Regions from separate parts of the Mus musculus genome. Here regions 1, 2 and 4 are each linked to region 3. Evidence: chromatin loops called from intact Hi-C (ENCODE). Cell type or tissue: gastrocnemius. All regions are shown on one strand.

Region 1 (8,000 bases), 1.0 Mb before region 3:
TGTTTGAGTTTCACCAATACTTTATAAAGAACACGGGATGCACATAAGTAGCGTGTACTTAATTTAGGGATTACAGCTTTTGAAATTTGAAAATGAAGAGGAAATATAAGAAGTAAATCCTTTCAGTTATAAAATCAAGTTTTATGTATTTATGTTTTATGTATTTGTATGTATTTGTATGTATTTGTATGTATTCGTATGTATTTATATGTATTTGTATGTATTAAACATGTATGTGCCTCTGTGTATATGTATATGTGTATAAGTATATATGGGTATACATATGTGTGTGAATATATATACATGTATGTGTGTGCATGTATTTTGTATGTAAATATGTATATAAATGTGTATGTGTTTGTGTATTGTATGTGAGTGTGTATGTATGTATGTGTATGTATGTACTTGCTCTACTTTGTAGCCTGTGCTGGTCTTTAACTCACTATGTAGCCCAGGTTGGCCTATGATTCCCTGCCTCAATCTTTCTAGTGCAGGGAGTGCAGGGATAAGGAACGATGATAGGCTCTAAGTGTATTTTTTAACTATGTAAGGTAAAATTTGATAAAATTAATGTAGCGAGGTCTACATTAAGACGTACTTTCATTCAATACCATTAGCTTACTTAAAGGTAAAGCCTATCAAAAGTGGTGTTAAAACAGTCTTGGAGTATTGATGTTTATGGATTTACTATGAATCTTCTGGAGTTTGTCCACATTTTTCCCATAGGGGTATATTTGCATATAATATTTATGACTCCTGTCATTTCTGTCAAAGTATGACTCTTACTCTATAAAATTATTATCAGTTATTGATACTGTCTGGAATTGACATGGCATGCCCTCCTAGCTCAAGTTTTGTTTGCATATAAAAATTCTTCTTTTCCCACTCTCCTTGCTAATAGGACGTTAGTGATGCATCTGCCAATGGCTTTGAAATATTCAGAGAGCTTGAGAAAAAGAGTCTGCTATATGGATTAATTCTGATCTAAAAAAAAAAAACTGGTTGTTGTTAATTCTTTTCTTTTTGAACCGTTTATCCTTTACATGATCTAACATGGTACATTCTTGGTTTAAATGTTAAATACGCACCTTTTAATCAGCTCTGAAGCTCTGATATGTACAAATGTTCTGGCTCTGCTGCAAACTGAGAACTATTACTAGGACCTAATCAAAGCATGTATTTGTATATTCTATGATTTTAAACTTTCATTAGTGCACATCAGTCCGATTGTATTTTAGCCTTGAGAAAAAGGAGTTTTGATAACGTGAAGCCAGTATGATTAGCAAGTACAGAGTTAGCATTTACTCACTCTTAACTGTTGAGACTGAATTTATCTCTTTGAAATAATTTATCCCAATGAAATAATTTCACTTTTCATTCCAGTAAGAATCTTCAAATAAAAAAAAAAACATAGGTATGACATGTTAAGAAAAATAACTTTTGAAAAATAAGAATTGCAAATAGTCAATGCATTTTCATGTAGTATATAGAAACTGAGCAACAATTGTTCTCCTTCATTAAGATTTGGGTTTGAATTTTTGCCTAACTTTCTCATACACACTATCAGCTCCAGAGGGTTCAGTGATGGGTTTACTAAAGTCTGTGTCTCATGGATGCTCATGTTCAGTTTCTTGGCAGTACCGAAGTGGAGCAGCCAAAGGGAACAGAAGTTGTGAGAGATGCTGTCAGGAAGCTGAAGGTAAGAGCTCTTCAGAGAAACGGCTAGTGTAATGATCTTGTGTCATCAACAGATTGGCAGAAGCTAAAACATAGATATCTGTTTAAATTACTCCTTAAATTAAAAGATAACTTAAATTCTCTTTAAATTACAATTAAATAAATACCACCTGTTCAGGGAGACATTTTGAATTATAGACATATTCATGCAATTATTTTTCTGTACGTAATATATTTTTCTATAGTATAATTTCTTACAGTAACTAAAGACTTTTAAGGCAGAACTCAATCAATGTTTATAGTCAGTGATCTCCCTTTCTATGTCCTGGACAATATGTACTCCATGCTCTAAATCACAACTAGTAGGAACTTTATATAAATCTCTAACAATTAAGATATCATATCTACCAGTTGAAAACAGTTAGTGTTCATTCCAAAGCAGAATACTAAGGATACCCTAATGGGCCATGCCAATGAGCAGCTTTAGGGGAGCTTGTGTGACTAAGAAAGCAGAAGAAAATATTGAATAAACACCCCAAATATTCATGAGTAATTTATGGAGTAAAATGTATGCAACCCCCAAAACTCATGTTCTGCAAGTTTCCTGCGAAACCCTTTTGCCACAAGCATGCTTATGAAATAGCTCACTTCTCAACAGTCAGCCCCACCGAGATTTTACAGCTAGGGTATTTCCTTCAAGATAATGGGTATCCTCATGATGTCAGAGGTCTACAGACTTATATTCACAAAGTTAGCTTTTCTTCTGTGTGGCTACTCCCATAATTTACTGCATGAGGCACAATCTTATTCTAATTTTGATTTCCAGGTCATACATTTATTCCATGGGAATATTAGGTGTTTTACCTAATATTTATTCAAATTAGAAAGTGTCTTAAAAGAACAATTATATTGGCAACATTCCTTTATATCTTGGGAATTCTTCATTCCATATCTCATACCCGAAACGAACTTCAATGACTTTTAAAACTATGGCTATATGTATTATATGACATTTCTGTATAATTTCATACTTAGAACTGAAATAATATTGTGGAATATAATGGAAAGCAGTAAGAGTTTTAATGTACACCTAGTGGGCAGTAGGTTTTATTAAATGTATATCTCTCACAATATGCATTTAACAAATATTTTGGCTGAAAAATTTGTTTCTCAGGAAAGGATATGTATATATTAGGAGAGAATATTTTACTAGTGAACATGAGGAAGACAATGGTTTTTATGTAAATTTGTTTTAATATTTCTTTTATGTTGTATCTGTTATCAGAAGCTATGATACAATCAATATTTACACATATTTTAATTTTGCTGTCATATAGATGAGACCAGATGGTGGCGCTGTGGCTCCACTAGAAATAGAAAGTACCAATTGCTCATTACCTCATTTTGATTTTCTGCTTATTTTTCTCAAACCCATATTTCCTGACTCGTTTGTACATATATTATACTGTTATACTCAGATTTTTCTCATGTAATTAAAAATGCTATTTATATTTACTCCCCTTTCAAAGTCTTTCAAAGTTTGCATTTTAAATGTAATGGCTTTTTTGACTTTTGATAATAATTCAAAATATAAACATAATGCAGGGTGATGAAAATCGTAACAAATTTTCAACAATGCTATTTTCCTACCTCTGTACCTCATGGTATCTGCTTGAGTTTTAGCAAAATGCTTCTAAAGATTTGAATGCTGACTAGTCTGTGACTGTAGAGAATTCCAAGTTTGTAAACTTTAATGTAATGATTTGTGTAATAACTGAAATGTTCCCATATTCTGTTTGCTGAAACAAACAGAATTTTTTCCTGTTTACTTATGCTTAAGCTGACATTTAAGAAAATGATAGGTATCTAAAAGAACTTAGCACTGCTGTCATAATAAAGTTCGTTTTCAGAAGGGGTCTGGTTCAGTACATTCAGGGCAAATACCAGGACTCAATTTGTGTTTACCATTTGTTATGTTTCTGTATGAGTACACACTGAACATTGGGATCAATGTCTTATGGACCCAGTTTGAAAGGCCCTAGTGGGTGAAGCTCATTTTATACACACAAAGCAGCTTCAGTGTGATATATAGCCTTTAGAAGATACTGACAAGACATGTTAGTCAGCCGGGGTCTTCAGCGCTGTATTTCACTCTGTGTACCGTATTTCTGTTTTTCTTTTACTTTTTATTCAACTGACCAGTTATCTAGAACTTAGTTATATACAAAAACCATGATTATTAGCAATTATTTAGCAACTAAGTAGGAGAAACACAAAGTAGTGCCAAATAATTTGCAGATTATATGATAGGATACATAAGTGATCCTAAAATCCCACCAGAGAACTCTTACAGCTGATAAACACCAGCAAAGTATCCAGCAAAGTGGATGCATATGAGATTAATTAAAGAAGAAGAAGAAGAAGAAGAAGAAGAAGAAGAAGAAGAAGAAGAAGAAGAAGAAGAAGAAGAAGAAGAAGAAGAATAGTTCTCCTATATACAAATGCCAAACAGACTGAGGAACAATCAGGAAAATAATACCTTTCACAATAGCCTCAAATAATATAAAATATCTTGGGGTAACTCTAGCCATGAAAATGAAAGACCTGTACTATAAAAATTTAAAGTCTTTGAGGAATTTAAAGAAGACATCAGAAGATAGAAAGATCTCCTATGCGCATGGATCAGTGAGATTAATATAGTAAAACTGGCCATCTTACCAAAGCAATCTACAAATTCAATGAAATCTCTGTCAAAATTCCAACACAATTCTTTTTTTTCTCATTGCAGTTTTTTTTTCATATTTTGGGGATTTATTTATTTATTTATTTATTTTTATACTCCAGATTTTATTCCTCTCCTGGTCCACCCTCTGACTGTTGCACATCCCATACCTCCTCCCCACCCTCCTGTCTTCATGAGGGTTAGGTGCATCTTCTCTGAATAAACCCAGACCCAGTAGTCCTCTGCTGTATATGCCAAGACAATTCTTTAGAGACCTGAAAAAGACAATTCTCTACTTCATATGGAAAAGCAGAAACAAAGAAACAAGCAAAAACAAACAAACAAACAAACAATCCCAAAAAACCAGGATGGCTAAAAATAAAAAAAAAAAATCTTGAACAATAAAAGAACCACTGTATGTCTTTGTGTTGCTAATTTCAAGTTGAACTGCACAGCTATACTAATAAAGCTACATATTGTTGTCATGAAAACAGACTCATTCATCAATGAAATATAATTAAATTACTAGATATGAATACACAAACTTATGGACACCTTATTTTTATAATAAAGCTAGAATTACATACTGGGGAAAAAATCACTTTCAGCAAATAATGCTGCTCTAACTGGGTGTCTGTAGAAGAAGGAAAATAGATTTATATTCATTACACTGCACAAAATTCAGGTCCAAGTGGATTAAATACCTCAACATAAAATCTGACACACGGAACTTGATAGAAGAGGAAGTGGGGATAGCCTTGAATGCATTAGCACAAGAGACGACTTTATTAACTCAAGACTGATAGCTCAGGTGTTAAGATCCACAATTAATAAATGCGACCTCCTGAAACTGAAAATCTTCTGTAAAACAAAGGACACCATCAGTAAGACAAAGGGGCAGTCTACAGAATGGAGAAAGATTTTTAACAACTCCACATCTAATAGAGATAACAAACAAACAAAAAAACCAAATATTCCAATTAAAAATGAGGCATGGATCTAAACAGAGAATGATCAGTAATGGAATCTCAAATGGCTGAGAAAATTTTAAATAAGTGTTCAATATCCTTAGCTATCAGGGAATAGCAAATTAATTGCAACTCTGACATTTCATCCTACATCTCTCAGAACCGCCAAGATGAATAACACAAATGACAGCTCACGTTATCCAGGTTGTGGGGAAGGGCACTACGTTTCCAGTGCTGGTAGCAATGCAAGCTTGAACATACGGAAATCAATATGGGCATTCCACAGAATGTTAGAAACTGATCTGCCTCACCATCCAGCTATGCTATAGGCACAAAGGATGTTTCATGCTACCATAAGGATATTGCTGCTTTATTTCTAATAGGTAGAAACGGGAAACAACCTAGATGTCCCTCAACATAAATCACATTCAAAACAAAACAAAACACAACAAAACAAAATTGTGGTACATTTATACACTGGAGTATTACTCAGCTGTTACAAAAACACCACCATAAAATTTGCAGGCAAATGGATAGAACTAGGAAAAAAAAAATCCTAAATGAGGTATTCCTGATCCCAAAAGGCAAATATGGCATGTATTCATTAATTAATTAAATTAAACTGAATCATTAAATAAAATTAAATAAATATTATATTAAAATATAGATTTAATAATAAATGTTTAAATAAATGATAAATAAGTTAATGATAGCCAACCCAAAGAGAAGGGGTCTAGAGGTGAAACAGGGTTCTCCCTGGGATGGAGAAATAGAATAGACAAGCTGCAGGTGGAGATAGGTGCAGGAAATAAAGTGACAAGGAATGGCCATGGGGTAGAGGGAGAGATTATAGGTAGAAAAGCTGGAATTGGAGCATGTTTGGGTAGTGGTGTGGAAACCTTCTGCAGTGGAAAGAAATTTCCTGGAATCTATAGATGTGATCTTAATGAAGACTCCTAGTAATAGGGGATATGCCATAGTAATAGCCATAGCCATAGCCATAGCCATAGCCATAGCCATAGCCATAGCCATAGCCATAGCCATAGCCATAGTCATAGTCACAGCTGACTGTCTCTTTTAGCCAGGCCAGAATGAGCTGCATTTAATTGAATTGTTAGCCAAGGGGTTCCCATGGAAATTCCCAAACAGCCTGTTTAGTTTGCCATTGCTAAGAGGAGTTGTTCTCTACAAATGGACAGCAGAATCCCATTGTTGAGTACAGCACTCACACTCCTTATTGAACTTGGAAATGTCAAACTGGTACCTACTTCGAGCCTCTCTATCCATATACTCTCTTTTGTACAGGAAGGTACTCTGTAAGCTGCTGAGAGAGAAACCCAGCCACAAAACCTTTGACCTATAAGCTCCTACATGTAAAACACACGTCCAAGTATTTACATTAAAATAATTAAGAAAAAGAATATAGCTAAGGAGAAGTAAGCATCACTTTGTGCACTGTCACCCAGCACTCCTGAATTAGAAATATTTCTGAACACAGTTAAGAAGTCTCCGAATATCCAGGCAACAGTGTCTTATGCCTTTATTGAGCTCAGGAAGCTGAAGCAGGCAGATCTCTGAGTTCAAGGCCAACTTAGTCTGCAGAGTGAGTGAGTGAGTTTCAGGATAGTCAGAGTTACAAAAAAACAAAACAAAACAAAAACAAAAACAAAACCCTGTCTTGAAAAAATAAGAGAGATAAGAGAGAGAGAGACAGACAGACAGACAGGCAGAGACTGACAGAGACAGAGAGAGACAGACAGGGACAGAGACAGAGAAACAAGGAGGTCCACAAGTATGAAAATCAAGGAGAGTTAATATGGGAGCATGAAAGTAAGGTTTGTGAGCAATGAGTTTGATCTTTAGAAGAAAAGCACAGAGATATTATCAAACTATTGAAGACATAAACTGAGTGAGTCTAATAGTATATACAAGATTTTTAAAACACATAATTTTGTCAATCATGTCACAAGATTGAGGGAAACCCTGATATATATGAAACACAAATGGAAAACATTTTTTAATTGGGTATTTATTTCATTTACATTTCCAATGCTATCCCAAAAGTCCCCCACACGCTCCCCCACCCACTCCCCCACCCACCCACTCCCACTTCTTGGCCCTGTTGTTCCCCTGTACTGAGGCATATAAAGTTTGCACGATCAATGGGCCTCTCTTTCCACTGATGGCCGACTAGGCCATCTTCTGATTCATATGCAGCTAGAGACATGAGCTCCGGGGGGTACTGGTTAGTTCATATTGTTGTTCCACCTATAGGATTGCAGACCCCTTTAGCTCCTTAATGTAGCAAATGTGATGTAAAAGGAAGAGGTCCTGAGTGCATGGGTGCAGCAACTATAGCTTCCAGGCTGCTTATTGTAATCCAGTTTCCTAACTGTTGGTGTATAAGGGTGCAAAATGGAGTTTGGGTTGGGTGAGAACTCAAGGTTGTTTTAACACTGTTTAATTCTTTCTCTCATCCTCTCATCCTTCCTCTTTTGGAACGCCCCTTTCTCTAGCCTTCCTCCCTTCTGCCCTCCTCCCACCTCCCCTCTCCTGCACCCACTCTGTGAAACATCAGCCTTCTTTCCTTTCTTCATTTCTTCAATTCTTTTTTTCTTCCTAAACAGATACGT
Region 2 (8,000 bases), 330 kb before region 3:
TCCATTTTAAGTAAATGGTGTTCTTTATTCACTCATGGAAAATAACCTAAAAAACGATTTAATGTAAGTTGACAAAATTTTCATAATCATTTCAATCAATTTCTGCTTGTTCCAAAAATTGGAAACAGTTTTAAATATTCTCTATGACCTTTAAGATACTCTGGCAATTAAACTGGCCAAAATTGTTCAACTATATTTCAGCAGCTTTATTAATTTCCAGATTATAGTGGGGAAATATCTGTATTGTTCAAAAAATAAGCAGACCATTCTTCAATTAGAAGCAAATGCATGAACAGTTGTAAAATACTAATAATCTTCAGACTCCATAAGTTGACCTGTACTATGTGATATACTAAGTAGCATATGCCTCCACCAAGAGTTCAATTGCGTAGACAGAACAAAGCATTTTATTTGATTAAAGTAGGATATAAACATTTAAGGAATATTTGTAATCCTGTTGTGGTTTGGCTGTGGCTCCACCAACATACCCCCCCAAAAAAGGTCTGTGTTAAAATCTTGCCCCCCCCCACTTTCTCAACTATGTTCATAGCAACTTTATTCAAAATAACCCCGAACCAGAAACAACTTAATTTTCCCTCAACTGGAGAATGGATAAAGAAAATGTGGTACATCTACACAATGGAATACTACTCAGCTATTAAAAATAAAGACATCATGAATTGTGTAGGCAAATTGGTGGAACTTGAGAATATCATTCTGAGAGAGGTATCCCAGACACAAATGGACATGTATGGTATGTACTGACTTATGAGTAGATATTAGCCATAAAATACAGGTTACCCACACTCCACTCCACAGACCCAAAGAAGCTAAACAGGAAAGAAGTCACAAGTGAGGAAGCTTAACTGTCACTTAGAAGGGGTAATAAAATAATCATAGGAAGAAGATGGAGGAAGGAGACTGGGTGAGGGAGAGGATGGGAAGGGGAATAGGGGTGGTTTCAGGATCAGGTGTGGGGAAGGACAGGAAAGAAGGCCAGATGACCAGAAGAATGAATGAAAATCTGAAACTCATAGGGGTAGGGGAGCATCTCAAAAATAAATAAATATAAAAAAAATAAAATCTTAGTTCCCAGTGTAATGTTTACAAGTAGACTGTTGGGAAGTAACTTGTCTATGGAATTGCCTGATCAATGACTCCATCCACTGATGAGAGATTTAGAAACACAAATGAGGTCTAGCTGAATAAAATTAGTCACTGGGGGCATGTTCTTGAGACCTATGTCTTTTCCAAAACCTTTTCCTTTATTTGTCTTCTCTCCTGGCCAGGGAGAAGGGGAGTATTTAATCTCCCCACATTAGTCCATAATGCTCTGCCCCAGCAGAGACTTAGAAACAATGGAGCAAGCAACCATGGATGGAAACTTCTCACACTGTGAACTAAAACAAATCCTTTATTGTTTAAACTGTTTCTTGTCAGCATTTGTCATGATGACAAAAAGGTCTGCCCCAAGAGTCTGTACAACTTCCTGCTCTTTCCATCATCATAGACATGCATCCTCTCCCAGAGGATTGATTTTGTCAGTGTTTTTGTAGTCTGGGAAACAGCAGGACAGAAATGTATGTTCTTTAGTTCATTGTGTGGACAGTGCCTTGGTCAACCAGAAAAAAACAAACAAACAAAAAAACAAAAAAACCCAAATGTCAGAGACCATCCCATGAGAAAGTGAGCCCTTCACAATCTCCCTAACAGGCCAAATGGCCTTGTGCTAGGAGCTGGTTATCACCCCCTTCCCCCCTATTCCCTTCCTGGAACCTGAGGCTGTAAAAGCTGAATTATAGTCCCCTCTTCCCTATCTCTTCCTGAACTCCCATGACATCCAAGGACATGAGTTACGCCTGAGCCTGGCCTGACACCCAAGGCTGTCAAGGAGGATCTATGTTCCAGAGATAAGATGCAGAGTGCCCTCTGCCTGGCGCCTGACTTCGGCCCCCATGTCAGCAGATGCCCACTTCTTTGTTCTTTGTAAAATTCCCCCTCGACCCCTCCCCTATTCCCCATGATGTATGCTTTAAAAGGAAGGCACCTCAGCATAATAAACGAGACCTTGATAGGTACCATCTTCTTGGTCTCCTGTTTCTCTTTCTCTTCCTCCCATTTCCTTCCAGGTTTGCGTTCCCCCTTGCACCCACAAATAACTGAATCCCGTGGGATGGGATACCCAAAGGTTTGGAATAAAAGCAAATAGTTTGATACAAGCCTTCAGAAAATAACACTTTGTGTTTTTCCAACAATCTATCATGGATTTATCAGTTTCACTGTTGTTCATAGGAGGTCCACATTTACTATACAGGTTTTGGAGTAAGCCATCAACCTCTGAACTGATACAGTCTAATAACATAAGAATGAATTAATGACTTTCATGTAACCTAGTTGTTACACTAACCAGAACACACAACTCACCCTGCTCATGCCATCAGGTCCTGGGTGAGAGGGGTGCCCAGGAGGCCCTGGAGCACCTGGCTGACCAGGCACACCTGGCTCTCCATCAATTCCCTGAGGACCACGAGGACCCTAGAAAAGAAAACCAGCTGTCATTAGAACCATCTTAAAATGTGTCCGTAGAAAGCTAAAAGCAGTTTTAGATAGCAGTCATGATAATTACAAACAGACAATCTAAACACTGTCAGTGTCAACACAGTCCAGCACTTCTGCTATGGAAATGTAGTCTTGGTAAGAATTGTACTTGATGTATGAAATCTTAGAATAATCAGAAAATCACTTCACTTTAGCAGCATTTAGAATGAGCTTTGTTTGGTGAGATTTTGATGCTTATGTGAATTTTAAAAACAGGTTCTAAATTCACTCGTCTGTCTTGTTACAACATGTTATAGTTAACTAGAAAGAGCCTGCTTAACCCGAGTCCACCCTATCTTATCCAAAAGTATAAAAGACCTCAGTAGAGTTTTTTGGTCTATTTCATCTTCCAAAGTACACAAGACTTGCAGAATATCTGGTGCATGGTTGTTCTCCAACATTGTGGATAACATTTGCCCATTTCACTCTTCTATACTTTAAGTCTGGCACATTTTATTTTCCTTCTCACCCAAGTGGTCAACCAGACCAACGAGAATTCAGAGGCAAGGCACTGTGATCCAGCAGAGTCTAGTTCTCAGAGGAGTGATCACTAAGCCATGCTGCCAAGCCCCGCCCTCCTCCTAACCCACATTCTGAGGACAGCTTGGGAAATAGCCAAGTCCTCAAGTCTGAAAAAGCTACATCTCCCAGCTTCATCATTCACATCAGACATGTGAATGTGTGCATGCATGTGTGTGTGTGTGTGTGTCTGTGTGTTAATCTTAAAAGTCTTAATAAGTTCCGATAAGAAAGAGAAGAACACATTAGTCACCAGATAATTTCACTTTTATCACTAAACATGGAGTTTAAGTAAAGTGGTATGCTGCTGTTAAAAAATAACGGAAGCTTCTAATTCTTAGTCAAGAGGGTAGCTCTTCTTGGCCCACAGTTAGGACCAATAATGCAGCAATATTAACAAGCTGAAGCAGCTGGTTAACCATACTTTGCTATATTCAAGAATCCATGTCTTTCAGTATTGGGCCAAAAAAAAAAAAAAAAAGCCATTTATGCCTTTGTATTTAGGTAGAAAAGTCAGTCTAGAAAATTCAAAACTTCTTGAAAAATATTTCTACATTTAAAAAATCAACCTCCTTCTTGCCCCTAAACTACTGGCAATTCGCTAAGCTCTTTCTTTAGGCATGAGCAAGCTGATTCCAGCTTTTGAGTCAGGCTCCTGGATCACACAGTGTGTAGACACCTTTTACCTCTACACCAGAACACTGGAGAAGTACTTGAGCTTATTCATGGTTCTCACTGCCCCCCAATTAAACTATTAAATGATAACTGTTATTATATACAAAAAAGGTAACAAAAATAAAATGTTGGGGCTGGTGAGATGGCTCAGTGGGTAAGAGCACCCAACTGCTCTTCCGAAGGTCCAGAGTTCAAATCCCAGCAACCACATGGTGGCTCACAACCATCTGTAACGAAATCTGACGCCCTCTTCTGGTGTGTCTGAAGACAGCTACAGTGTACTTACATATAATAAATAAAATAAATCTTAAAAAAATAAAATAAAATAAAATGTTAACTCCAAAAACAGTTCCAAAAAACAGAAAAAAAATATTTATTTTTTTATGTGAACCAAAAGAGATCTGGTTAGTTTAACTCTCTAAACTGCTAATGTATTCGTTGGTTAAGATGGATCAGATACCAAGCTGGGTCTGATTTGGACTCTTCTCTAGTCTCCTGGAATCGCCTTTAAATATCCATTGTGTTTTGGTCTAGCACAATTTGAGATTTAAATTAATAAACATTTATGAAATTTTTCTAAAACAAAATGAAATTTAATGAGAATAAGAAAAACATTATGTAGACATTTTGCTGATGAAAATAAAAATAAACTATAATTGGGGATACATTAAAATACATTTCATATTTCCAATTAAAGTTAGTCATATAAATTTTGTGTTGGGGAAGGAAATGTTCTGTGTATCATCATTTTTCTTCCATCCCCCAGAATACTCTCAGGCAGCACTCTGCATAAAAGTACTTGTGGATGGCCACTAGGTGGCAAACTTTAAACGTTCACATGAAGAAAAGCTGCACACTCCACAAGAACTTTGTACCTCCTGCGGGTTAGCAGTTTGATTGCACAAAGTCCTGCACACGTAACCACTCACATGGGTACATTATGGAATGTTACAGCTGCAATAATTGGTGCATGTTTCACTGCACAGGTGACTCCTTAGGTGTCACATGCAATTTGTACTTAACATATGATTGAATGTTCATCTCCAGATAAATGACGAGTTTGTCAACATGAAGTAACCTGGATAATAATGTACTCTAGACTAAAAACCTTTGAGTGTGAAGCAATTTGAATAATACACTCTAAACCAGGGACTTTTGATGACAGAATCATGGTGGTCACTGGCTTCATGAGTTTCTATCTAATTACTACTACTCAATCCAGTACAATTTTGCCTAGATTTGGCAGCATCAATTCATTTTTATTTGCAACAATTAGAAGAGAAATGAGGGTTGCTACTGGCATCTGGTAGGTAGAACTGACAACAATCCCACAACATATAAGGAGTTATCTGGTTCAAGGCTTTTATAGTGTTAAAGTTGAGAAACCACATTACATGATGTAAATGATTTGTATTGTTTGATAGTACTAGAAACTGGAATTATTTTTATACCACTCCTTATTGTGACAGTAAAGACCTCAATCCAGCAAATATATCCAAGGAGGATTGTGTTATGAATCAAAATCTTCTACCTATCAGTATTCTGTGATATGCTTGTAGCTAGAAATTAGTGATGGTATTTATACCAAGATAATCAGCAAAAACTACAAATCACATATATTACCACTGCTCAGACTATCAGAGGAATGTATTCATACAAGAAGGGGGGTAGGAATGATTGTAGAAGCCAGAGGGATGAAGGACACCAGTAGAACAGAGTCTACAGAATCAACTAAACAGGGCTCACAAGGGTTCAAAGAATCTAAAGATTTTATTTGTCTTATAAATATGATGAGTGCACTGTAGTTATCTTCAGATACACCGGAAGAAGGAATCAGATTCCATTACAGATAGTTGTGAGCCAACATGTAGTTGCTGGGATTTGAACTCAGGATCTCTGGAAGAGCAGTCAGTGCTCTTAATCCCTGAACCATCTCTCTAGCCCAGGCTCAAAGAATCTAAAAGCAGCAACCACAAGGCCTTAATGAGGCATCTGCATACATGCTGTGGTTGTTTAACTGGGGTTTTTCTGTTGTTATTGGACTCCTAACAGTGAGAGTGAGAGCATCTGACTCTTTTACCTGATTGTGGGGAAAAATCTTCTACCAGGTTGCATTATACAGCCATGGTCTGAGGGGTTATGCCTAGTCTTATTGCATTTGTTACTCTGTGTTCAGTTGATATCACTGGGAAGCCTGCTCTTTTCTCAAAGAAACAGAGAAGTATATTTGGGGAGAGTTGGAAAGAGGAGGAGGAGGAGGAGGAGGAGGAGGAGGAGGAGGAGGAGGAGGAGGAGGAGGAGGAGAGGAGGAAGAGGAAGAGGAAGAGAAAAAAGAGAAGGAAGAGGAAGAGAAGGAGAAGAAGAAGAAGAAGAAGAAGAAGAAGAAGAAGAAGAGGAAGAGGAAGAGGAAGAGGAAGAGGAAGAGGAAGAGGAAGAGGAAGAGGAAGAAGAAGAAGAAGAAGAAGAAGAAGAAGAAGAAGAAGAAGAAGAAGAAGAAGAAAGAAGTCACCTGCAGTAGTAGTTGCTCTATACTCTTTTAAATAGCTGCTTTTATTTTTATACCCAAACACAGAATTATAGCTGATCAACATTCTCTCCCGTGGGACTAAGAGAGGAAACAACTACCTCGCTATGAAAGAAAAAAAGGGACAGGGGATAGGGATTAAACTCATAGTTTTCTAGCCAGAAACTCTGAATCTGCAATCATTATTTTCATAGCAACTTCCATGTGTCATTGGGCAGTGTCATCAAATATCTAGATCTAGATAGATAAGTAGATAGATGATAGATAGATAGATAGATAGATAGATAGATAGATAGATAGATAGATAGATAGACAGATAGACAGACAGATAGATAGAGGTGTGTGTGTGTGTGTGTGTGTGTGTGTAGTACAAGTACATTGGTAAAATATGTTTTCTGTGTAACCACCCTGACTCCACCCAATTGAATTCACCTTCTGCCTATCATTTTCATTCTCTAGTGACACCTGAAGAGCTAAAAGCTTTTAAACTATTAATTCTGTGAAGTAGTTCAGTGGGACAGCAATGGAGAATGCACAGCAGAATGAGAGAATGTAGTTTCTTCCCACCACAAATGGTTCCAACTTGCTTGGGGGAACTGTCATTCACCTACAGGCCTATGAATTCCATCCCTGATGACAGCTCCATTGTAAAAGTGTTCTGTTTTTGGTGAAATGTTTAGATGCCTTTTAAGGACACTAGAAGTAAATAAATTTTCTGTGTAAATTTTACTCATTAATTAATGTCTTTTTCCTCTATCCAGTTGTGTATTTCACTGCTAACTAAAAGTCATAGAGTTCGGGTGTTTTACCTTGGCTACACATTCTTCTCATTATTTACCAATGAATGATAACATGCGATCTCACCACAATTCACTAACCCTGTTTCTTAAGTTAAATTGATTTTAATTTGACTTTATAAAGGATAAGTGATTTCAGTTATACTATCTCTCTAGTAAACAGTGGGCAATAATTTTCATGCAGTAATTTGCTCTGAATTTGGACAGCTAAAAGATCATTTCACGAACATAGATTTTGTAGAATTTATTGTTAACAGTGCCTCAAAGGTAGAAAGTGCAAATCAGCTCATTTCATGTACACTTACAGGTCTTCCTTTAGGGCCTCGGTCCCCTCTTGGTCCTTGTGATCCTGGGGGGCCCTAGAGCATAAGAGCATAAATGAGGATTATGAACATAAACATTTACGAATGATATTTTAAGGATTCAATTGATATAAGAACATTGACACAGAAACATCACATTTCAATTTAGAGCACTGGAAGACTGGACAGCAAAGTCTGTGTGTATGATTACTTTACCCACAAAAGGGCAGAGTGAATTAAGAGTGAAGTTTGAAGATCTGTAAAGAATTAGATGACACATAAAGAAAGATGCTGTGTAAGTAAGCATATTAGGGTAAAAACTAATTGTGTCTTTTTAAGCACCATTTTTACTTCTCCTAGTGTGAATCATTGGCCATTAAGATCTAGGCACAAAAACAAAACAAAAAACAAAAAAACAAACAAACAAACAACAACAACAAATAAAAATGAGTTCAGGTGTGGAGACTTGCATAAAAGTGTGGATCCTAAATTATCAATTGTCTGGTAAAATATGTGCATTCAAACAGGTTCACAATGTTCTGGGTCAGTCATCACTGGTCTGCCTGCTGCTGTCAGTTTTATGTC
Region 3 (8,000 bases):
ACTTTGAACACACTGCCAAATATATACCTGCCAAGTACACACACACACACATACACACATGCATACATACACACATACATATACATACACACACACACATGCACTATTGTGCCTGACCATGGCCACTTTTTTTTCTTTTCCTCTCAGAGAGTGTGATATTGAGAAAAGTAAATGCATAGATAGTATTAATATGAAAAAAAGAATTGACATACTACATTCAAATCAGACTTGAAAAATCTGCAACTGCTCTTTATATGGTATGAAACATAAAGAGAATAACCCTAGTGACTATGGTTGCCTTTAATAGTAATGCCTAAGGTGAAGTGACATGACTTCTAGGACTCCTATATACCTTCATCATCACCTTTGCTTTGCATTACTTTTCTGGATGTTGAATAGAAGCCGTGAAGGATAGATTCACCGTGCCCATGTCACTGACTTCCTGTAGAACAAGGTCACAGATGCACATGTGGCCAGGGCATTTTGTGTAAACTGTAACACTATCCACTCACACTGTCCTGAGATAGCCAGGCATATTGGTGAGGCAGCAGTGTTTTGAAATAACAAATTGGATTCTTTATTTAACTGATCCTTTCAAATTTTGTTGAAGAAACTTAACCTGGAAATAATAAAGCCGAGTAGAATAACTGAGAGAGCTCCAACCAAATGTTCTGCAAAGGTCGTTTTCCTGATGCGGTCATTGATCTGAGAACCTGCATTGGTCTTCACTTTCTTCGAAAAGTGAAGTCTTATGTAGAACCTTTTACTTCCCGGTGTCTATTCTTACCCAGAGATATACTTCCTTTGTATTTTTGGTTTTGTTGTGATAGTTGTTGTGTTTGTTTCAAGACAAAATTTTGCTAGCAAAATGGCACCAGATAGATTCTGATGTCATGGACTTATAGAAATTACCTTACACTCTGATTTTTATTGCCCTACCTTTACTACTAGGCTATGTACCCTAGTCCACAGGAAATACATGTCTAACTGCCCAATTAAAACTAAAGAATCAAGCCGGGAAGTGGTAGTACACGCCTTTAATCCCAGCACTTGGGAGACAGAGGCAGGTAGATTTCTGAGTCCGAGGCCAGCCTGGTCTACGGAGTGAGTTCATTAATTCATACTAGCTCTGAGAAATCATTAACATGAGAGTTAGTTTTCTACTTCGTATTGGGAGAGAGAATAGCAAACTAATAATTACCAAAAAAACAAACAAACAAACAAACAAACAAAAAAAAAAAAAAACAGATTTCCCTAGCCCTTAATTGCTTCAAACTTATCCTTTACTGCTAAGATGTAAAATCATTTTTGAAAAAAGTAAAACATAAACTTTAAAATACCCTTTTCTAGGACTGAAAATGTGACAAAAATATTTAATGGACCTATCATTTTTCAGAGACTTCCGTAAGTTAAATAATAGGAGGTTCATGGGTTATGAAATCATTAGATCAAACTAGAAAACCTACAGAATTTTGAAATTGTTTTCTATCCCAAGCCATGGTTTATGGAAACTTTGAAAAGGCAAGCATGCATAAAGCACATTTGTATTATAATTATAATTCAGGCAGAAAAAGCAAAACCTAAATCAAGTTTGGTGTCAGGCACTAAATAAAAGTGAGCAAACAAAGAGTTCTTTTCCTAACTTAGAAGCAGATACATAAAATAAGAATGAGTTTCTAACGCTTTTTAGAGATGTCCAGAAAGAGTCCCAACAATAACTTGCTTCTCTTTCAGGCATTCAAGACTCAAAGATACCTGATTTGAGACTGAAATAAATACAAAACAAGCAATACAAAACCCAAGTTTGAATTGGGTTTCAAAAATTTATTTTTGAACATTGTAAATTTGGTTTTACTTTGCAAGGAACATTCTGTCTGGGTACTCGAGGTGTTCCTTGGTTGTGGGTAATATACCTACCATGCACTCATCAAACTAGACACTGAGAAATGCCAAGTGGTCCTTTCCCCTCTAGTACAGCACTATTTCTGGGTACTGCAACATTCTTTACTAAAATTTAGCTTCCGAATTAAGAAGCTATAGGTGAACTTGAATGATTAATTATAAATGAATGGGTTTTTTTCAATGTTTATATAACAAAGCAGTCAGTTCTCAACCTTTGGGATAAGATCAAGTCTATAACAACACAAAACTTGTGTTAATACACATGATAGTGTCTAAATTTTTAATCTCCTCATATATTTTATTATATGCAATTAGAAAGTAACACATTATTGATACAGATATTTAAATTTTCATTATGGAAAGTTCTACATAATTATCTAGTAATAACATAAATCAATATACTTTAAAGTTCTAATTCTTTGTTTTTAATTCAAGAAAGTTTTATTTTCCTATTTCTAGTTTTTTTCAGCATGACTGTTGGCCTCATCTGCTTTTCAGCTCTCATCATGTCATCTCCATGGAGCCTTGGGAAAGCTTTAGGAACCCATATCAGAGCTTGATCTGTGCTCCATAAGCTATTGCACATTTTATTTGTCTACCAGGAAACTATTCTGCCTTCATTTGCCAGGGCAGCTCCCCTCTCTTTAAATCCCCAAACCACAGCATCAAGTGCTTCTTAGTACCTCAGAAAGAATACTGCTTCTTTCCTGTCAGAGATTTTAATTATGGTTTATTTCTATGTGTTTCATCACTGTACCATTCAATGCTCTTTATGAACAAGAATCTTCTATCCAACCAAGGTGTCAGCCCTAAACATACATACATCTGAACAAAGCTAAATGGACTCATATATTCGTCACACACACACACACACACACACACACACAGAGAGAGAGAGAGAGAGAGAGAGAGAGAGAGAGAGAGAGGAAGAGAGAGACTCATTCATTAGTCACAGAGAGAGAGAGGCACACATATATACATGCACACATGCACATATGCATACACGCATACAAGCATGCATGCAATGTTAGAGGGAATGGGGGACTTATGGGAGTCTGAGGGGGTGCAAGGAGCATGGAAATAACACAAATACAATACTCATGTAGGACAGTCTCAAAAAATACGAAAATTTTTAAAAGAGTGAAAACCTTTAATTACTCCTCCCCTCATACTAAAAATTGACCCTGGGACTTCCCATTTATAGACAAACACCCTACCACTGAGTATCTTTATTTTGAGACAGTTTCATTACATTGCCCAAATAGGTTTTGAACTCACATTGTTGGCAGCCTCAGTATCCCAAGAAGCTCCTATCGGCATAATCCATGATGTCCACATATCAACAAATATCTCTGAAAAGTGAAAGGAAAGGAGGGAAACTGGAATAAGAGGAGGAAACTGAGAGAAAAGAAGATAGTTGGCTCAGATCTGCCATCCCAGCTCCTCGGAGATAGGCAAATCATAAAGCTGAAAGATCACAAGTTGTAGGCCTACCTGGGCACCAGAGCTGGTTATGATGAGCCTAGATAACTTAGTGAGACCTTATGTCAGAATAAAAGTAAAGAGAGGGCTAATGCAATAGCTCAGTGGTAAAGTTCTTGCCGAGCACACATGCGGCCTTTCCAGTACTGCAAGATAATAGTTCTAGTTAATTTACTTTGGGGGGCAAATTACTAGAAGCATAAATCATCACAAGATTAGAAATGTGTTTATGTTGATCATCAACCAAATTGGAAGATACTTAAAATACACATAACGTTATTGGTCTTTAATATTTGCAAATGGGAGCAATTAAGAAGTCGTGTACATATTGTACAAACACCTATTCCCATTAACCTTGCAAAATAGGAACCAGAACTATTACCTAAGTGATAAGATCAGAACAATCTAGGTTGTGTTTTAGTAAAACTTGCATTACTGAGCTTCCTAAATAATAATAATAGACAAAGCTGTAAGTTTATAGAGATGGAAAGAAAAACATGCTGGTGCTAAGGAAATTTCAAACAGATTCCAAGACTTATTTGGGGCAACTGTTTCCCAGGAATGAATTGCTTCACAATAACGAGGTCAAACACACTGGATGGTTCTCTAGAGGCCTCTTCTATTCAAAAGGGCTTTCAAAATAAAGTGGGAATGGAGGAAGAGACTAGGGGATGATGCTTTCATGAGCCAAATGCATTCTCAGAGCAGAAACATCTGTTTCGGTTTACATAGTTGAAGTATGACATTGCACATGGAAATTAAACCCAGGCACCATGCCGAAAACGCAGCCTGTCTGCAAAAAAGCTACATGCCCTATCTCCAGCTGGGGTTTGTAGAGATTCACCTCCTACAGAGCATAATATCCTGTGAGCCACCAGTGACCCCCACTCTCAAAATCTAAATGTCACAAAACACCATCCTACCTCTCAGGAAACTCTTATAGTAGACAGAGAGAAAGGCCAAGAAGGAGAAGGATTTGGTTACGATATGGAAACATTATAGAACTTAAGATACTTTTCTCTAGAAAGGGAATTAAAAAGCCAAAGATATAATATCCTTACTTCGAACTAAGAAATGCCAACTCTATTTCATTTTACCAAGTTTCTTCATTAATTAGGTAAACATAATAACTTTTCTGCTTGATAATAGGCTCATTTCTAGTAGCTACGCAAATATTCGAACATAATGATGTGCCTCTGCTGCCCCCATGTGGTCGTCTTGTATCTCTACAGCTGTAGTTCAAGAATTTAAGCAGTGGTTTGATTTTGTTTCCGAAGCCATTTTCTTCGCCTCAGATTTCAGATGTGAAAAAACGATTAAGGACTTGTAATTTAGACTCTATTCACAGATAGTTTGCATACTAAGGAAAACAGTCAGTAGTAGTGAACAGCACATGGAGAACTTATTTTCTGGGGTCAAAACATGAGGAAACCAAGTATTAATGTGTTCAAGGGTTACAGGAAAACTGGATGACAATGAGCTCATTAAAAGTACTTACATGTTGTGAGCAGAAACTAAGAAGGTTCGAGAAAACACAGAAAAGAACTGGCAAGCCGCATACCTACTGAGGCAAGGCTATGACTGGCAAACGGAAGGGAGTTGTGTAGGTTGCAGAATAAAGGTAGACATCTCCAACCCGCATAGAAATTTATTAAATCAAGAGAAAGAAAAGGGATTACAAAGGTAAATCAAGAGGGTTTATAGCTGACTTTTACTAAACTGATTACCCTAGTCACAGGAACTCGACATGCATTTGCTTAATGGTCGACCTACTCCCTTGGTCACATAAGTATCTATGAATTTATATGAAAATAATCTATCTCCAAAACTGAAGATGTTCTAGTAGGTCATGGTCTCTAATCCTTCACCCTTACTAGGCAATTTAAACCTACAGAACCCTGAAATCAAAGCAAAGCAGCCAGTGAACACCACATCTCCAGAAGAGGGGGCAGGGGAGGCTTACCCAGATGAGAAACCTTCTCTTGGTATTTTACTGGGGTGCTCTGTTCTGACAAGGTGTGCTCGAGAGTGAAAACTTCACAGAAAAAAAAAACACAGCCTCACACACAGTTTCAACAGTCTACTATAATCATCTTGGAAATACAGGGTTATACAAGGACTGAAGACCTGGGACTCCTGTGACACAAATGAGGCTCAGGAGCAAACATGAAACTCCAAAATTTGATCTACTTGCTCAAAAGGTGCTTGATAATTTTAATAGAAAGTTTAATGTGGACTTGATTTTACTAGATGCTATTTTTTTTTAAATGGAGTGCCAGAGCACCACAAGGAATAAAGAATCCGCAGAATGAAGCTCAAATAACAACGTCTCAATCCTCGCTCTTGTGAAACAACGGGAGACATTTACATAGCCCTCAAGAGAAAATAGCAACCCTAAAAAAGCACGGAAAAAGGTCACACTGTAATTGGACGAGTTTTCCTAATGGTAACGTGGTAAGCACATATGTTATTAATTGTGACAAAAGCAGGGCCTCCGGTTGCTAGTCAGAGGGCACTGAGTCCTCCTACTTCCAGACTGCTTCCTGCCAGCAGTCCTTAAAGATCCCTCAGAGCCTGCACAAGTCCAAACCAGGCAAAACCCCAGCATGGAGACCTGGAAGTGGACACAAGTCCCACTCCCTAAGCAAGGAGCATTGCAATTGACAGTTTCTGGCAAAGGGGAACTCTGTTTTCTCCAACTGAGTGTTGCTGGATAGGCAACCACACTCCAGGGCAGGCGCCATGCCCAGAAGTAATTGGCCAACACTCCATGGTTTTGTTTTAAAGTTTTGTTTTAGGTTTTTGGTTTTTGGTTTTTGGTTTTGTGGAGGGTAGGGGTGTTTCTTGTTTCACTTTTTTGGTTTGGGTTTGGTTTGGTTTGGTTTGGGTTTTTTGGATTTTTGGTTTGGTTGGTTGGTTGGTTTGGTTTCTTGTTATCTGACTCACTCTTTTTTGATTTTCTTTTTATTTGTTTGCTTTTTGGAAATCTTGTGCAGGAAAAAAGCATGGAGCTGGGTAGGTAAGGAGAATCTGAAGACAGTTTGGAGAAAGGAAAAATATCAAAATAATTTTTTAAATGTTAAAATGCAGTACTTTGGTACAGGCTCGGCGAGATGGAGACGATGAGAGACGCAGCGTGAGAAGCCAGAGCAGCTCCAAACCTCATTGAGACCGGCCGCCAAAGCCCTCCACACCCACTGTATATTTTTGGCTATTTCAGCCCTGATGAATTCAGAGTTTTTGTTGTTGTTTTGGTTTGGTTTGGTTTTTTTGTGATCCCTGCTCTTCAGGTGAGCTCCCCCCTCCATACAGTGGGACTCTGTATAGCATACAGGCTGAAGATGAACTGCCAGATGCGTTCGGCTCATGAATAAGTTTATTAATATGCCCCTACCGCCCGAGCCCCGCCAAGCTGTCGGGGATAAAATAACTCCACCCAGGAGCTGCCTTTGAACCCACATACATTTACAGACAGTCATCAAGTCGAGCCTACCTGAAAAGGGCCGACCGGAGGACGCCAAGGAGTACCTAGGTTTCATCCTCAGTGGACTCCATGAGGAGATGCTGAGCCCGACTAAACTCCTCTCACCCACGCATGAGTAGCACTCTGTTTCCAATTGGCCTGGGAGCCACTTGATAGAGGAGCTGGAAGACACCAGTGTGGTCAGTGAGGACGATTGCAAGCAAGTGGGTCCCAAGAACAAGATGTCTGTCGCCTGACAGGCGGCGGATTTCGTCCAGACACACCTATCACTGGCATTTTCAGTGTACACCCAGCAGAGTTCCAAGGAGTCCGCCACTCTGTAGTCATTTTTCTCGCTGCAGTTGGATATCCTATCTGACAAGATATGCACAGTTCAGGATGGGTTGGAAGGTTTAGTGGCAAGAGAGTCTATCCAAGGTTACACCACCAAAACCGAGCAGGAGATTAAAGTCAGCCGCAGAGTGATTCTAGAGAAGCTTCCCCCAGTCCTCCCTCGTGCTCCACCTAAAGTGCTTCGTCGGTGAGAACACAGGCAGATGCCAGAAGCTGGTCAGGAACGTTGACGACACTGTGGACTTGGAGATCAGCAGAGAACGGCTTTCTCCAGGCTTCAAAAATAAACATTTTAAATGCCACAGAACGTAGAGGCTGTTCACAGTGGTTTCATGGTGCCAGCGCTACAATCGGCCACTACATTACGGACATCTTCCAGATTGGGCTTAATGGCTGGCTGTGAATTGATGACCAAACGGTCAAGGTTATTAATCAGTACCAGTTGGTGAAGTAGACTGCTGACTTCTGGCTTGCACAGCCTACCTCCTGCATTACCGCCATGTGGACCTGCTGTAACCGTGCCCGTGTGTCTGTGTGTGCCTGCTTCCTACAACTGCCAACTCACTCACTACCCACCTCTCTAGTGGCTCTGTAGAGAGACTCTCCCTCTGCGCCAATGGGCTTGGGAGATTCCTGGGGGTCTGCGCAGCGCAACTCAGTGAGCTGCCACTTCTGAAGAACTGCTGGTTCCTGGGCGGAGGCGGCGGTTTACACTGTGTCCCAGGCTAGTCGCATAGTAGAATAAGTCCCGCACCAACAGCTCTTGCAAATTTGTGAAAATGAATTTTATCTTTCCTTT
Region 4 (8,000 bases), 94 kb before region 3:
CTATTTGCAGATGATATGATAGTAGACATAAGCAATACCAAATATTCTACCAGAGAATTTCTACAGCTGATGAACAACTTCAGCAACATGGCTGGATATATAATTAACTCTAACAAATGAATAGCCTTCTTCTACTAAAAGAGTAATTGGATTTAGAAAGAAATTAATGAAGTAACACCATTCACAATAGTCACCAATAATATAAAATATTTTAATGTGACTCTAACCAAGCAAGTGAAAGATTTGTATGACAAAAACTTCAAGTCCCTGAAGAAAGAAGTTGAAGATCTCAAAAGATGAAAAGATCTCCTGTGCTCATGAATTGACAGGATTTACATAGTAAAAATGGCCATCTTACCAAAAGCAATCTACAGATTCAATGAAATCCCTGTCAAAATTCCAACTCAATTCTTCATAGAGTTAGAAAGAACAATTTTCAAATTATCTTTTCCTCTGTCTTTTCCTCTGATTCTCATGGAAAAATGACACAAAAATAGTGATGTATAGTATGTGGAAAAAAAGAAAGCATGTTTGAAGTAAAAATTCATCACATTTTAAAACTTCTCTACATATTCATGAGTGCATTTGTGGGTGAGAGATACCCCTTTGTCTCTTTCAAAGTGTCTTTGATTTTTAAAATTTTTCCCCTTGAAACTGTATTCCTTCTATTCATATAAAAATTAAAAATTTAAATTATAAATTCATTTTCATGTTTATATCTTTTATTTAATAACCAATTTTGTTCAATATTTCCTTGATATTGTATGACATTTCAACTGCATAATGAGTATTAAGCTTTGTGTTTTAATCTCTATTTTTAAAAGTAATTTTTAAATTCTCAGTAATTATAATATAATTAGATCATTTCACCCTTCATTTTCCTCCTCTAAATAATGCCATGTACCCTCCATGTTCCCATTCAAATTCATGGTCTTTTCAGAAAAATTATATGTATTTCTTTTTTTTTTTAAGATTTATTTATTTATTATGTGTAAGTACACTGTAGCTGTCCTCAGACACTCCAGAAGAGGGCGTCAGATCTTGTTACAGATGGTTGTGAGCCACCATGTGGTTGCTGGGATTTGAACTCCAGACCTTCTGAAGAGCAATCGGGTGCTCTTACCCACTGAGCCATCTCACCAGCCCCATGTATTTCTAAATAAATAACTACAACTTACTCTATCTGTATAATGTTATTTGTGTGTGTGTGTGTTTTCCAGGGCTGGTCATTTTGTATTGGATAAGCAATAGGTGGCCTCTTCCTTGGGGAAGATACCTTCTCCTGATATCATCATTCCTTAGTTGTCTGTAGCTTTTTGTCTAGTGTTGGAGCTTCCTGGTCTTTACCCACTGAAGCATGTCTATTATTTTTGTCCTTCACCTCATATTTAGGCAGTCATGGTGTGACATTATGGGTGTAGCTTCTGACATTACTAGGAGACAAGACATATTCTTTTTTTTTCCCCCCTAAGGAAACATCTTTTTAAATTTACATTTCAAATGTTATACCCTTTCCAGGTTTCCCCTCTGCAGATCCCTTATCCCACCCCCCCCCCTTGCCCTGATTCTAAGAGGGTGCTCCCCACCCACCCATCCACCCACTCCCGCCTCACCACTATTCTGGGGCATCAAGCCTTCACAGGAACTCCCCTCCCATTGATGCCAAATAAGCCCCCTTAAGTTTCTTTAGTCCTTCCTCTAACTCCTTCATTCCCCATGCTCAGTCCAATGGTTGGCTGCAAGCATCTGCATCTCTGTTGGTCAGGATCTGCCAGAGCCTCTGTGAGAGAGGATGAATCTAATCCTGAAGAGACTTGTGCCAGGGTCAAGGGATACCCAGGAGGGACTTCCACCATCTCAGAGGAGAAGGGGGAAAAATGGGGGAAGGGGGCATGGGGGACAGCAACCAGGATGTAAAGTGAATAAATAAATTAATTAATGGGGGGAAAAGAAGATGAAATAATTTCCTTCTTTCATTTTTAAAGAGTAAGCTTTTTAGGAGAACCTACATTTGTAAAGAGTGTATACAGTAAAATAAATTGTATTTTTTTATCTTCTGTTTTTTTTAAATATGTATTAGTTGCATGTTTTAGTGAGGTTTATTGTATTATTTCCACACACTGCATATCATACACTGCTTAAAGCCACTTTTCCTTCATTCACAGCCTCCCACTTTATTCTCTGTATATCAGTATTCTTTGTTCAAGTGAGTGACTTTTGGCTTTCTAATTAACTTTTGAGCAAGGATTTTTTCCTAAATATTTATGGCTATATTTATGACTAATCACTTGTTATTGGATCACACATCAATGGCTGGTCCTTGGAGAAGACTGATTTCATGTTATTCAGCAAACACTAGCCTGTAGTAGTTCTTCTATGGGTCTAGGACCTGGGTCCTTGTGAGATTTTCCCACCCACTTTAGCATGTCAATCAGTGTAATTATGTTTTAGAAATTATTTAAACAGCCATATTACCACTCCTGGGCATATACCCAAAAAATGTTCCAAGGTCACATGCTCCACTATGTTCATAGCAGCCTTATTTATAATAGCCAGAAGCTGGAAAGAACCCAGATGTCCTTGAACAGAGGAATGGATACAGAAAATGTGGCTCATTTACACAATGGAGTACTACTCAGCTATTAAATAAAATGACTTCATGAAAGTCTTAGGCAAATGGATGGAACTAGAAAATATCATTCTGAGTGAGTTAACCTAATCACAAAAGAACACACATGGTATGTACTGAGTGATAAGTGGATAGTAGCCCAAAAGCTCATAATACCCAAGATACAATTCACAGGCCACGTAAAGTCCAAGAAGAAGGAAGACCAAAGTGTGGAGGCTTTGGTCCTTCTTAGAAGGAAGAACAAAACACCCACGGGTGGAGACACAAAGACAATGTGGGGCAGAGACTGAAGGAAAGGCCAGCCAAAGTCTGCCCCACCTGGGGATCCATCCCATATATAGTTACGAAACTCAGAGGCTATTGTGGATTCCAAGAAGTACTTGCTGACAGGGGCCTGATACAACTGTCTCCAGAGAGGCTCTGAGAGATCCTGACAGAACAGATCTGGATGCTTGCAGCCAACCATTGGACTGAGCACGGGGACCCCAATGGAGGAGTTAGAAGAAGGACTAAAGGAGCTGAAGGAGCCTTATCTGGTATCAATGGTAGGGCAGGTCCTTGTTCCTGTGAAGGCTTGTTGCCCCAGTATGAGGAATGTTAGGTTGGTGAGGCCGGTGTGGGTGGGTATGGAGGCACCCTCATAGAAGCAAGGTAAGGGGGAATGGGATAGGGTGTTTGCAGAGGAGAAACAGGGAAAGGGGATAACATTTGAAGTGTAAATAAATAAAATAATCATTTTTTTTAAAGTATGAGAACATCATGAATTTTGCAGGCAAATGGATGGAACTAGGAAATACCATCCTGAGTGAGGTAACTCAGACCCAAAGGACATGCATAGTATGTACTCATCGATAAGTGGATATTAGCCAAAAAGTACAAAATACCTAGAGTTCAACCTACAAACTGTAAGTGTAACAAGCAGAAAAAATATTAATCAAAACATGATGTGATGTTGCTACTTTATATATATATATATATATATATTTTTTTTTTTACGTTAAAAACAAGTCATGAAGAAAGAAAAAAGAAAACCATGGTTTTCAACACAGAGTTTTAATGGAGGTTAGAGACACAGAGTTAACTTAGGAAGCAGTTACAGACCTGAGACACAGGAAACAAAGGGTAAAGATAAACAGAACCTAGGAGATAGCAGGAGGTGCCTCACATCTGGTACTATGAAGAAAGGATGTATGCTGCTGCCGGCAGTGGGTTCCTCTGAGAGAAAATTATGAGACTTCTTATAGAAGTGCCAATAGAAGCAAGAGGCTGGGACTACCCTACAGCTACCATCACAAACTGATGCTTAGTGGTTGAACAGAATAGTAAAATAGAGACTGGAGAATGCCTTGCCCCCTCTCCCACTCTCACATTGCAGTATCAAGTCTTACTCAACGCTTTCAGAAAGCTGAGTCTGAGGTATGTGACTTCTAAGGTCACTGTCCTGGAATCCCAGAGAAGAGTAAGTAGAAGAAAGAATGTGAGAGGTTAACAGACAGTATAGATAGACAGCTCACAAAACTAAGTAAAACTGTGGGTACAAAACTGATGTTGAAAAAAAATCTCTTACAGAATGGGTCATCAAGGGATTTACACATGAGCAAATGAGCACAGTTGAGAGAAAAGAAGGAGAGATGTTCCATTCTTAATACACACGGGGCTGGAGAGATGACTCAGCAGTTAAGAGCACTGACTGCTCTTCCAGAGGTTCTGAGTTCAATTCCCAGCAACCACATGGTGTCTCACAACCAGCTGTAATGGGATTCGATGCCCTCTTCTGGTGAGTCTGACAGCTATAGAGTACTCATGTACATAAAATAAATAAATCCTCAAAAATAAAATATACAACATGAACCAAGAGAGAAGAAAGGAAAAACATTTCAAGTTAATAGAAAAGATCTCTATTAAAAATGGAGGCTAGTGTTGCACATATGTAACCCCAACACTCACAAGGCTGAGCCAAGATTTCAAGACCAATCTGGAATGCACAGTGAAACTCAGTCTCAAAATAAACAAGGGTGCAGGGTATAAGTCAGTGGCAGAATGTTTGCCTAGCATGCAAGGGTACTGAATTTGATTCCCCAGAACATAGGAAGCAAAAGTGAAAAATAACAGTATTTAAAATACTGTGTAATGAAACAAGATCGAGACATGACTCTTAAATCAGTCCCACGAGCCACTATTAAATGTTTCATAAAACCATGCTCCCTGAAATATAGGCTTGACTAGGTCAGGCTCATGAGCTCCACTAGTGAGGAAAGGCCCCAGAGTTAGACAGACCAACAGTGACATCTGCTGCCAGGGACTTACTCTGAAAGTGGCCTGCTGCAGCATTTGCAAGTAGAGTCCTGCCAAACCGAACTGATGAGTCAGCAGGCAGGAACTCCTGTTTGTCGTTTATGCTATTAGAAGGTTTCCCAAGGCGAGCACAGAACATGGGAAAATGGGAATGTTTGAAAATGTAACTAAAACAAACAAAAACAGTGGAGGCTGAGTTGTAAGTGATGAGACAAAGACCTCACTCTATCGTTCTTCATCATGTTCCCCTTTAGCTAAGTAAATTCAAATGAATTCTGTAGTTGTTAGCAAACATGAACTTTTCCGTGAAAAGGATTAATTAAACCATTGCCAGCTACAGTGGATTCCAGCATCATACGCAGGCCAAAGAGAAAAAAGTCCAAAGATCAAAGGAGAGTGTGCATAAAATTTTAGGGTAACCCTTACTTAGAAAACCACTTCCTAATTATCTGTCTACCTACGTCCTTCAACATCTGCTGACCCTCGGGCATTTTTTTTTTTTTTTTTTTTTACTTTTCTGAAAGCTAATGAACATAAGGTTTGAATCAGACATCACATTTAAAATAATAACTGCCAGTATAAAATGTTCAATGTGACTCAATTCTGTAGAGCAAAAGATATGAAAGAAAAAGGAGTTCGGTTCTCGTTTATAAAAATGCAGAATGATAATGAATTCAGTTACTGTGAAAGCAGGTGAGCACAACCAATATTTGTATTAAAGAATTCCTGAGTTTGTAGTTCTTTTCAAAGATTTCTGCCATACTTAATGTGGCATTTTGAGCAAATTATACTTCTCTGGGCCTCATGTTCCAGTGCTGCAAAAATGAAAAGATTGGACTATATGTAGGATGGCAGATGGATTACCTGCTTATGAATTCATCTTATAGCTACATGCAGACTGCACCAGCTGGGTCTATTGTGGATGACAGAACTGTGGAGTCTCCACGTGCACCTCATAGATGATCTGGTTTGCTGTGGAGGACAGAAACATGGAGTATCCATGTGCACCTCACAGATTCTTGCCTCTGGCAGGAAGATCTTACTCTCCCTGCTAACCCCCAGTCGTTGATTCTGTTATTAGCTACGCGTTTAGTGCAAACTATGATTTCCCTCTACAAGGTGCTCAACAAATATTATTTCTGGTATTCACAGTATTCCAAAGACAAGGAAAACAAGCCTCAGAAAATACAAGGAATTTCCCAGAGTCAGAAAACATGGAGTCAATAAGTAAGATAATCTCCTGCCACTCCCTGTCATAAATTATCTTAATTTCTCATATTTTGGACCATACCCTAGCCCTCCTAAAACATAAAAGCCATATATTCTAGCATCATTATGCATTGTCTGCCTGTACCTTAATACACACATGTGCCTGCACAAAGAAAATGCAGCTGTTTGGGCATGAAATTCAGCTAGTCCATACAAACCTGAAGTGACATTACAGAAGCTCTGGGGCAAAAGCATTCAAGAAAGAAAGCTTTTCTTTCAGAAAACAGACTAAAAGAGTAGTTTTCTAAAGATTAAATGCAGTAAATGATAGAACAAATGATATATAAAAGTCATATTCAACTTAAAGAAAATGTTTTTATTAACTGAATGCAGAATGATACTAAAACCAAAGTTGGAAAAATCCCTATCTATGTGTCACTGTGTGTTGTACCAATTTGGATGTCTAGCTGATGTCTGCTACAATATTCAGAGTTGTATTTGGTATAAGGGAATATTCAATAAGTACTGGTTGATGGTACTGGTTTATAAATAATGTGAACAATTAATTAATACTATGAACAATATTTCTGAGGTTTCCTTAATTTGAGGCAGTGACTTGGCTTTAGCCATACTTTAGGTTATAGTATCTGTATAGAGCAGAAAACACTCTAACTTTCCATTAGAGCACACTTACCTCTTCCATCAGATCGCAAAACCATCAGCAGCCTTCAAAAGTGGTCAATAATTGCAGATTTACTCACTGATGTTTTCAGTGAAAGAAAATTGCCTTTGGAAAATTACAGGGAAAGATAGTCTTAAAAAAAAAAGCCAGATACAAGAGTGGACCCATAGAAGAAAAAAAAATGAGTACTAGCAGCCAAATTAGATTTTATACCAAAGTACTGTGTGGTCTTGTTATTACCTAGTTGATTCATCTCTGTTATAAACATTTGTTCTTCATTTGTGAATAAATTCTCCAATTACTCATCACAAGGAACATACTTACAAATCAGCCTAATTTTAAGAGGCAGGTAAGTGAAGCTAGAGAGATGGCTCAGTTAAGAGCACGTGTGGTTCTTGTGACATACCAGGGTTCAGTTCCCAGCACATACATGGCTGCTACTCCCTCTTCTGGCCTCTGTGGGCATCCGGCACATGTGTGATGCACAAACAGACGTGCAGGCAACCACACATACACACATAACAAAAATAAATAATCACTTTTAAATTTAAAAAAATCAGACATAATTGGTTGAATACAGGCATATAAATAAATTAAAATACAAAAATCACAAGGTATATGTACACTGGGAACAAAAAGTAATTTTTTTCATGGGAAGAATACTGAGAGATGAAAGATCAGAAAGACACAAAAGCACATGAAGGAACTGGAGATCATTGTGTTTCTATAGACACCAATAATTTATGTTTTTTCATAATATTAAAATACTAATAAAAGATAAACCTGAAATACAGACCCACATGTACATAAAATAACTCTACAAAGACAACAGTCAGCAATTACTGAGAAAGACTTCTTATCTAACCATGCAAAGCAAAGTCCTACATTATATTTTATGCCTAGTGTTTGGCATCAATATCATTCCAGGGTGTGAAGGCACAACATGATATCATGCGCTGAACCTGAACAAGAAAGTTCTGCAGAATGCTGTTCGACAGTCTCTCCATGACTAATTCTGTTTGCAGAGTGAGCTGTGGCTGTGGTCATATTCAGCCAGCCAAGACAATGTTTCCAGAGTGTAATTGTTCCAGGCATCAAGGCACTTTACAACATGTTCCCATTGCCTTTTGATACTCTATGGCCAGGAGACTGCTGAGAAAATATTATTCACCAGAATTAGACTGG

The links. Peaks named below come from ENCODE experiments on the same cell type or tissue, not always from the same donor. Only the 100,000 strongest peaks of a DNase experiment are listed, where the experiment ranks them.
Region 1: a loop joins it to region 3, with 13 times the contacts of the local background. A loop is called at or near these places in 29 of 42 quality-filtered maps.
Region 2: a loop joins it to region 3, with 5 times the contacts of the local background. A loop is called at or near these places in 30 of 42 quality-filtered maps.
Region 4: a loop joins it to region 3, with 2.8 times the contacts of the local background. A loop is called at or near these places in 7 of 42 quality-filtered maps.

Annotation. Positions count from the first base shown.
Region 1 is chr1:44,742,847-44,750,846 of GRCm38, forward strand. It overlaps Gulp1 (GULP, engulfment adaptor PTB domain containing 1), which reads left to right. Exons shown (of 11, transcript NM_028450.3): 4 at 1,628-1,699. 4930521E06Rik (RIKEN cDNA 4930521E06 gene) reads right to left here and starts at 2,103. Exons shown (of 3, transcript NR_040602.1): 1 at 2,086-2,103; 2 at 1,310-1,390. In gastrocnemius, a CTCF peak has its summit at 3,029 (motif pointing right); a DNase peak (open chromatin) is centred at 3,029; H3K27ac peaks cover 385 bases.
Region 2 is chr1:45,427,474-45,435,473 of GRCm38, forward strand. It overlaps Col5a2 (collagen, type V, alpha 2), which reads right to left. Exons shown (of 54, transcript NM_007737.2): 6 at 7,419-7,472; 7 at 2,425-2,535. Among named protein-coding and RNA genes, the nearest start is that of Col5a2, 72 kb to the right of the region's middle. In gastrocnemius, a CTCF peak has its summit at 4,607 (motif pointing right); DNase peaks (open chromatin) are centred at 3,161 and 4,633; H3K27ac peaks cover 1,907 bases.
Region 3 is chr1:45,761,770-45,769,769 of GRCm38, forward strand. It overlaps Gm51621 (a long non-coding RNA gene), which reads right to left and starts at 3,337. Exons shown (of 2, transcript XR_003947815.1): 1 at 3,181-3,337. It also overlaps the pseudogene Gm8307. In gastrocnemius, a CTCF peak has its summit at 4,590 (motif pointing left); DNase peaks (open chromatin) are centred at 4,579, 6,064 and 7,721; H3K4me3 peaks cover 573 bases; H3K27ac peaks cover 4,463 bases.
Region 4 is chr1:45,668,019-45,676,018 of GRCm38, forward strand. No RefSeq gene overlaps it. Among named protein-coding and RNA genes, the nearest start is that of Gm23216, 14 kb to the right of the region's middle. In gastrocnemius, a CTCF peak has its summit at 4,930 (motif pointing left); a DNase peak (open chromatin) is centred at 4,933; H3K27ac peaks cover 2,670 bases.